2 separate regions of the Homo sapiens genome follow, and region 1 is linked to region 2. Evidence: chromatin contacts called from ENCODE Hi-C or POLR2A ChIA-PET data. All regions are on one chromosome and are shown on one strand. The core of a region is the stretch at or near the end of the contact, and the rest is flanking DNA. Distances in the headings are between cores, read along the strand shown.

Region 1 (3,302 bases), core at 580-3,079, 210 kb before region 2:
TTCTGGAAGCACGCCAGGTCCAACAGCTGACATCGTATCACAATGAACAGATAATTGCTTTGTGTTTTCGTTTTTTTTTTTTTTTTTTTTGAGATGGAGCCTCACTGTGTTGCCCAGGCTGGAGTGCACTGGCACGATCTCGGCTCACTGCAAGCTCCGCCTCCCGGGTTTATTCTCCCACCTCAGCCTCCCTAGTAGCTGGGATTACAGGTGTGCGCCACCATGCCTGGTCAAGTTTTGTATTTTTAGTAGAGACAGGGTTTCACCATGTTGGTCAGGCTGGTCTTGAACTCCTGACCTCGTGATCTGCCTGCCTCGGTGTCCCAAAGTGCTGGGATTACAGGTGTGAGCCACGGCGCCTGGCCAGGCTTTGTGTTTTCTATTGGCTGTCATCACAGTCCAGCCTGTTTATTTCCATCTGAGGGAAGCAGATTCATTCTCTTATTGTATCCCGTTCTGTCACGTTCACACTACTGAGTGTCACTTTATTAACTGTAAATTCCAAGGGAAAACATCTCTGTTTCAGCAGAGATCTACATTTCACATGACTAAGTGGCCTTTCTAGGGAGGCCACTCTGTGGTATGTTGCGTTCCCTAAGAGACAGGCTTGTAGCTATAGAAACTGTAACCTTGTGTAGCCAATGGTGTGGCAGGGGTAGCGCTGACTTTGTTGATTTCTTTCTTCTTCACTGTGGTTCAAAATACCTGGGGACATTGCTGAAATAACTGAAAGATGGTTCCCCTTCCCCTACTGCCCCAACTGTGTCTTTTGCCCTTCTGTATCATTAGATGTAAAACTCAGGAGATTTTTTATTTTTATTTTTGAGACAGGGTCTCATTCTGTCACCCAGGCTGGAGTGCAGTGGTGCAGTCTCGGCTCACTGCAACCTCCGCCTCCCAGGTTGAAGCGATTCTCCTGCCTCAGCCTCCTGTGTAGCTGGGATTACAAGCACATGCCATCACGCCTGGCTAATTTTTGTATTTTTAGTAGAGATGGGGTTTCGCCGTGTTGGCCAGGCTGATCTTGAACTCCTGATCTCAAGTGATCCTCCCACCTCGGCCTCCCAAAGTGCTGAGATTACAGGCATGAGCCACCACGCCCAGCAGGACCTGGTATCTTCTAAATCAGAGTAGGATTTTGTTTCACAGGTCCTCGAGATTAGGAAAAGAAATAAGTAAAATAAAATAAAGAGGCCAGACAGGGTGGCTCACAACTATAATCCTAGCACTTTGGGAGGCTGAGGCGGGTGGATCACCTGAGGTGAGCAGTTCAAGACCAGCCTGGCCAACATAGCGAAACCCCATCTCTACAAAAAATACAAAAATTAGCCGGACGTGGTGCTGAGCGCCTGTAGTCCTGGCTGCTCCGGAGGCTGAGGCGGTAGGATCGCTTGAGTCCAGGAAATTGAGGCTGCCGTGAGTGGAGATCATGCCACTGCACTCCAGTCTGAGTGACAAAAAGACCCTGTCTCAAAAAAAAAAAAAGAAAAGAAAAGAAATGAAAAAGAGAGAGAGAGTAAAGGGTGAGAGTGCAAGAGTGGATTAAAAAAAGTAATAATAAAGAAAAAAAAGTTTGACTTTGCTGGAATTGTTACAAGAATGTTGTCTCAGGAAGACAAAACAGAAGGTAAAAGCAAGCAAGGGTGAATGATACTGGCAGGCTGCAGACAGACCGTGTGTCCAGAAGGAACTATTTGCACTTTAGAGAAAGGACACCAAAGAAAGAAAAGAGCAGTAATTCCCCAGGGCTGTGTAAGGGAGGGGAGCTGCCAAATCTGGTGGAGGAGAGTATTACAGTCACTAGGGCGGTGCGTCCTGCCCCGAGGCAGGAACAGGCAGTTTCTTGTTTATTCAGCACACACAGATTGAGTGCTTACTGTGAACCAGGTGCTCCGGCTCAGGTGCTAGGAGGTGAAAGGTAAGTAGGCTCTGCCCTCGCCTCTCACGTTTTGGGGAGGCTGAGGCACAACCTCGGAGGAGTCTGTGATTCCAAGTTCACAAAGCCCGCAGGGTAACTCAATATTGCAAAAGGCTGCTGCAGGCCTGAGACCACAACTGCCACAGCCCTCTCCTCATCTTTTTGACTTGTAAGTAATTGTGACTCCTGCAATCCAGGCTAACAAAGTAAGAGAGATAGTTGTTTGGTCCAAATACTCTTAATTGATCCTATGAAATCCATTTTGCTGTGCAAAGGAAGTTGGGCAATATTCTAGTCTAGGCTCGGCCCACAGAGAATTTATACAAGAATCCTATAAACCAGGCCAGGTGTGGTGGCTCACACCTTGAATCCCAGCCCTTCTGGAGGCCAAGGCGAGAGGATCTCTTGAGACCAGGTGTTCAAGACTAGCCTGGGCAACATAATGAGACTGCATCTCCACAAAACGTTTTTTTTTTTTTTTGAGACAGTCTCACTCTGTTGCCCAGGCTGGAGTGCAGTGGCACGATCTCAGCTTACTGCAACCTCTGCCTCAGCCTCCTGAGTAGCTGGGATTACAGGCGCCCGCCACTACGCCCAGCTAATTTTTTGTATTTTTAGTAGAGACGGGGTTTCACCATGCTGGCCAGGCTGGTCTTAAACTCCTGACCTCGTGATTCTCCCGCCTCAGCCTCCCAAAGTGCTGGGATTAAAGGTGTGAGCCACCGCGCCTGGCCCACAAAACATTTTAAAAGTCCAGGCACGGTGGTATTCGCCTATAGTCCCAGCTACTCAAGAGGCTGAAGTAGGAGAATCACTTGAGCCCAGGAGGTCGAGGCTGCAGTGAGCCATAATCATACCACCGCACTCCAGCCTGAGTGACAGAGCAAGACCCTGTCTCTAAAAAAAAAACCAAAAAGAATTTTATAAGACAAAATATCACAGTAATGTTTTCAGCCTCTTCCCGACAGCGACCCTATTCCATCATTCTGGAGACCCACCTTACAACACCCCCTCCCCACCCTCCTTCATGCAAAGGAAACTGCTGACATCCTGCTTGACAGAGCAGTTTGTGGTTTTGTTTGTGTGTATTTGATTAGTGTTAGTCAGGTGACTCAGTCCCTAAGAACCCGACCTAGTTTTACGTGCACCAGAAAAGGTGTGCTCGAGGCCAGATGTGGTGGCTCACGCCTGTAATCTCAGCACTTTGGGAGGCCGAGGTAGGCGGATCACCTGAGGTCAGGAGTTCGAGACCAGCCTGGCCAAGACAGAGAAATCCCATCTCTACCAAAAATACAAAATTAGCCAGTCATGGTGGCACATGCCTGTAATCCCAGCTACTCGGGAGGCTGAGGCAGGAGAATTGCTTGAACTCGGGAGGCAGGGG
Region 2 (3,072 bases), core at 420-2,919:
ATGGAACAGGTGTTTAATTCAGCTTTTTGAGTTTAAACACGATTACATTATCCATTTAAAATTAATCAGGTCATATCCCTCCTTGCTCAGAACCTGCCAGTTATTCTCATTCACTGAAAAAGCCACAGTCCTTATACTCGTCTACAAAGTCCCACATGAACTGCTTTGTAACTCTTATTTTATCTGCTTCTCTTCTCTCCCTTGCTTGTTTTACCCCAACCATATTGGCTTTGTTTGTTGTCCCTGAGCACCTTAGCTCGCATATCAGGGCTTTTGTACTTGTTATTCCTTCTATTTAGAGCACGTTTCCCTGAGTAGCCTCATGGCTTGTTCCCGCATCACCTTGAGATTTTTGATCAGATGTTACTTTTGGGCCTGTTATGGTGGCTCACACCTATAATCCCAGCGCTTTGGGAGGCCGAATGGGGAGGATCACTTGAAGCCAGGAGTTCAAGGCTAGTCGGGCATCATGGTGAGATGCTGTCTCTGTGAAACAGCAACAACAACAACAACAACAACAAATTAGCCAGGCATGATGGCATGTGCTTGTAGTACCAGCTACACAGGAGGCTGAGTGGGGAGGATCAGTTGAGCCCAAGAATTTGAGGTGGCAGTGAGCTATGACTGTGCCACTGCACTCCAGCCTGGGTGACAGAGCAAGACCATGTCTCTTAAAAAAAAAAAAAAGTTACTTTTTTAGTTAGGCGCACTCCCTGACCATCCTATTTTGTAAAACCTTGCTTTTATTTTCCTTCATACCACTTATTTGCAGAATAGATAGTTCATTTGTTTATTGGTTGTGGCTGTCTCTTCGTAGAATGTAAGTGCCACAAGGAGGATTTTTTTTTTCCTCTTTGATTCTCTGCCTTGTGTATAAGAATACTTCGTGTATTGTAAGCACTTAATAATTGTTGAATGGGTGATTTAGCAAAATCATTAGGATATTTTTTAGGTTAAGTATGTTCCTGAGACCATGCCTTGTAAATATTTGTATAGCGTGCCCTAACTGAAGAGGCACTACAGTATAGAGCATTGTTTTCAAAGTGTGGTCTGAGGACCCCTAGGTGTCCTTGAAACATTTTCAGTGGGTATGAATCAAAATTTTATGTATTTATACTAAAATGTAATTTCCCTTTCTTACTGTTGTTCTTTCATAAGTGTACATTGTAGTTTTGGTTTTTTATATTTTTATAATTTTTTTGTGAGACAGGGTCTTGCTCTGTCGCCCCCTGCTGGAGTGCAGTGGTGGGATCTCGGCTCACTGTAACCTCTGTCTCCCGGGCTCAAGCAAACCTCCCCGACAGCTTCCTGTCTAACCCAGGAGTTCAAGACCAGCCTGGGCAACATAGCAAGATTCCATCTTTACAAAAAATTTTTTAAAATAATTTTTAAAATGTGGAATAATGTTTACCACTTATCTCTATAATTCTAGAAAAGTGGCTTTGAGGCTATACACCAGAATATGAATAACTTTCTCTGAGTAGTGAGATTTCATAGGGGACATTATATTTTTTCCATCTTTTGGGTTTTCCTGTATCTTTCTGATTTTCTATGATGAGCATACATTTCTTTTGTATTCCAATAAAGCTTATGTTGGCTGGGCACAGTGACTCACCCCTGTAATCCCAGCATTTTGGGAGGCTGGGGCGGGCGGATCACTTGAGGCCAGGAGTTTAAGACCAGCCTGGCCAGTATGGCGAAACCCCATCTCTACTAAAAATACAAAAAAATTAGCTGGGTGTGGTGGCCCATGCTTGTAATCCCAGCTACTTGGGAGGCCGAGGCAGGAGAATTGCTTGAACCTGGGAGGTGGAGGTTGCAGTGAGCCGAGATTGCGACATTGCACTCCAGCATGGGTGACAAGAGCAAAACTCTGTCTCAAAAACATACACACGCACACGCACAAAAATAAATAAAGCTTATGTTAAATTGTGTGTATGCACATACACAGGTAGGTACAGTTAAAAGAGGAAGAAGATGGATGGAAGCATAATGATTAGGAGATAGAGCTGTTAATTTGGAACCTCTGCAGTCAAAGTGCTCCCTCCACTGACCAAATACTGCATGATAAGGAGGCACTCCATCTCATTAAACTGTTCCCTCTGACCAGTTGAGTTTGTATAAATCTCTTTTACATTTTTGCCTTTGTTTCTATTTTGTAAGACTTATTGAAATTTATCTTTGCAGTGTTTGTGTTAGGCCATGTTCTTGGCAGAGCTGTGGCTCCTTCCTGTGTACACTCATTTACTCTCAATTTGCTGAACCTCTCAGAAGTTTTCTGTCAAAAAACAACACGTTAAATTTTTTGTTTGCTTTTGTTGGGTAAGAATAATCTGATTTGTTGTAGGCATAAAATGGTGGTGTTAGTATACAATGTTTTAATTATTTTTTTGTGTAGCTTTTATTTTTGAGCCAGGGTCTCACTCTGCTGCCCAGGGTGGAGTGCAGTGGCATAATCACAGCTCATTGCAGGCTGGACCTCCCCAGGCTCAGGTGGTCCTCCCACCACAGATTCCTGAGTAGCTGGGACTGCAAGTGCACATCACTAGGCCCAGCTAAAAAAATTTTTTTTAATGAGAGACAGGTTTTCACTATGTTGCCCAGCCTGTTTTAATTTTTTGAAAGTGCATTTCTGCAATATATTTTGCTCATTGACTATAGGGTGTGAAAATTGTCCTTAACAATTCATGATGCTGTATCTTTCTGATTTTCTGTTTTTCTGTTTTTCCTTGCAAATAGGATCTTGAGGAACTAAAATATTAATTAAACTTGATTTTTTGAACTGTTTTCTTAGTATATTCTCTTGGGAATCGATAAGATTATATTCCTCAAATCAGTGCCATAAGACTAATTTATTTGGTTATGTAAAGTACTGAAAACTTAGGTATCAACATTAATTAGGTTACTCAAACAGATACTATGTCCGTATTCTTCTAATACCTTGCTACTCAAAGTATGTTCCAAGGTCTGGCAGCCTTTGTATCACCTGGAAGCCTATTAGGAATGCAGAATCTCAGACGCCACCTCAGACCTGCGGAATCACAATCTGTTTTAAAAAGATTATTTGCCGGG

The links. Hi-C counts contacts between places; a loop is a spot of excess contacts on that map. ChIA-PET counts read pairs that join two places held with the same protein, here RNA polymerase II (POLR2A). Pooled maps may share reads with other maps.
Region 1: a pooled map shows a loop between it and region 2 (2.2-fold over the local background). The contact joins two enhancer-like sites. A Hi-C loop is called at or near these places in 5 of 50 pooled maps. POLR2A ChIA-PET finds 5 or more read pairs at or near these places in 6 of 52 experiments (AG04450, OCI-LY7, activated T-cell and 3 more).

The regions. Positions count from the first base shown.
Region 1 is chr22:40,731,403-40,734,704 of GRCh38, reverse strand. No RefSeq gene overlaps it. Among named protein-coding and RNA genes, the nearest start is that of MCHR1, 54 kb to the right of the region's middle. RefSeq lists a silencer at 3,232-3,302. Within about 2 kb of position 1,829, at least 19 of the 41 ENCODE cell types and tissues checked have a DNase peak (open chromatin) inside an H3K27ac peak, as active enhancers do.
Region 2 is chr22:40,523,633-40,526,704 of GRCh38, reverse strand. All of the region lies in intron 3 of MRTFA (myocardin related transcription factor A), which reads left to right. MRTFA-AS1 (MRTFA antisense RNA 1) reads right to left here. Exons shown (of 4, transcript NR_109965.1): 3 at 2,987-3,072; 4 at 1-486. Among named protein-coding and RNA genes, the nearest start is that of MRTFA-AS1, 3.4 kb to the right of the region's middle. Within about 2 kb of position 1,669, at least 3 of the 41 ENCODE cell types and tissues checked have a DNase peak (open chromatin) inside an H3K27ac peak, as active enhancers do.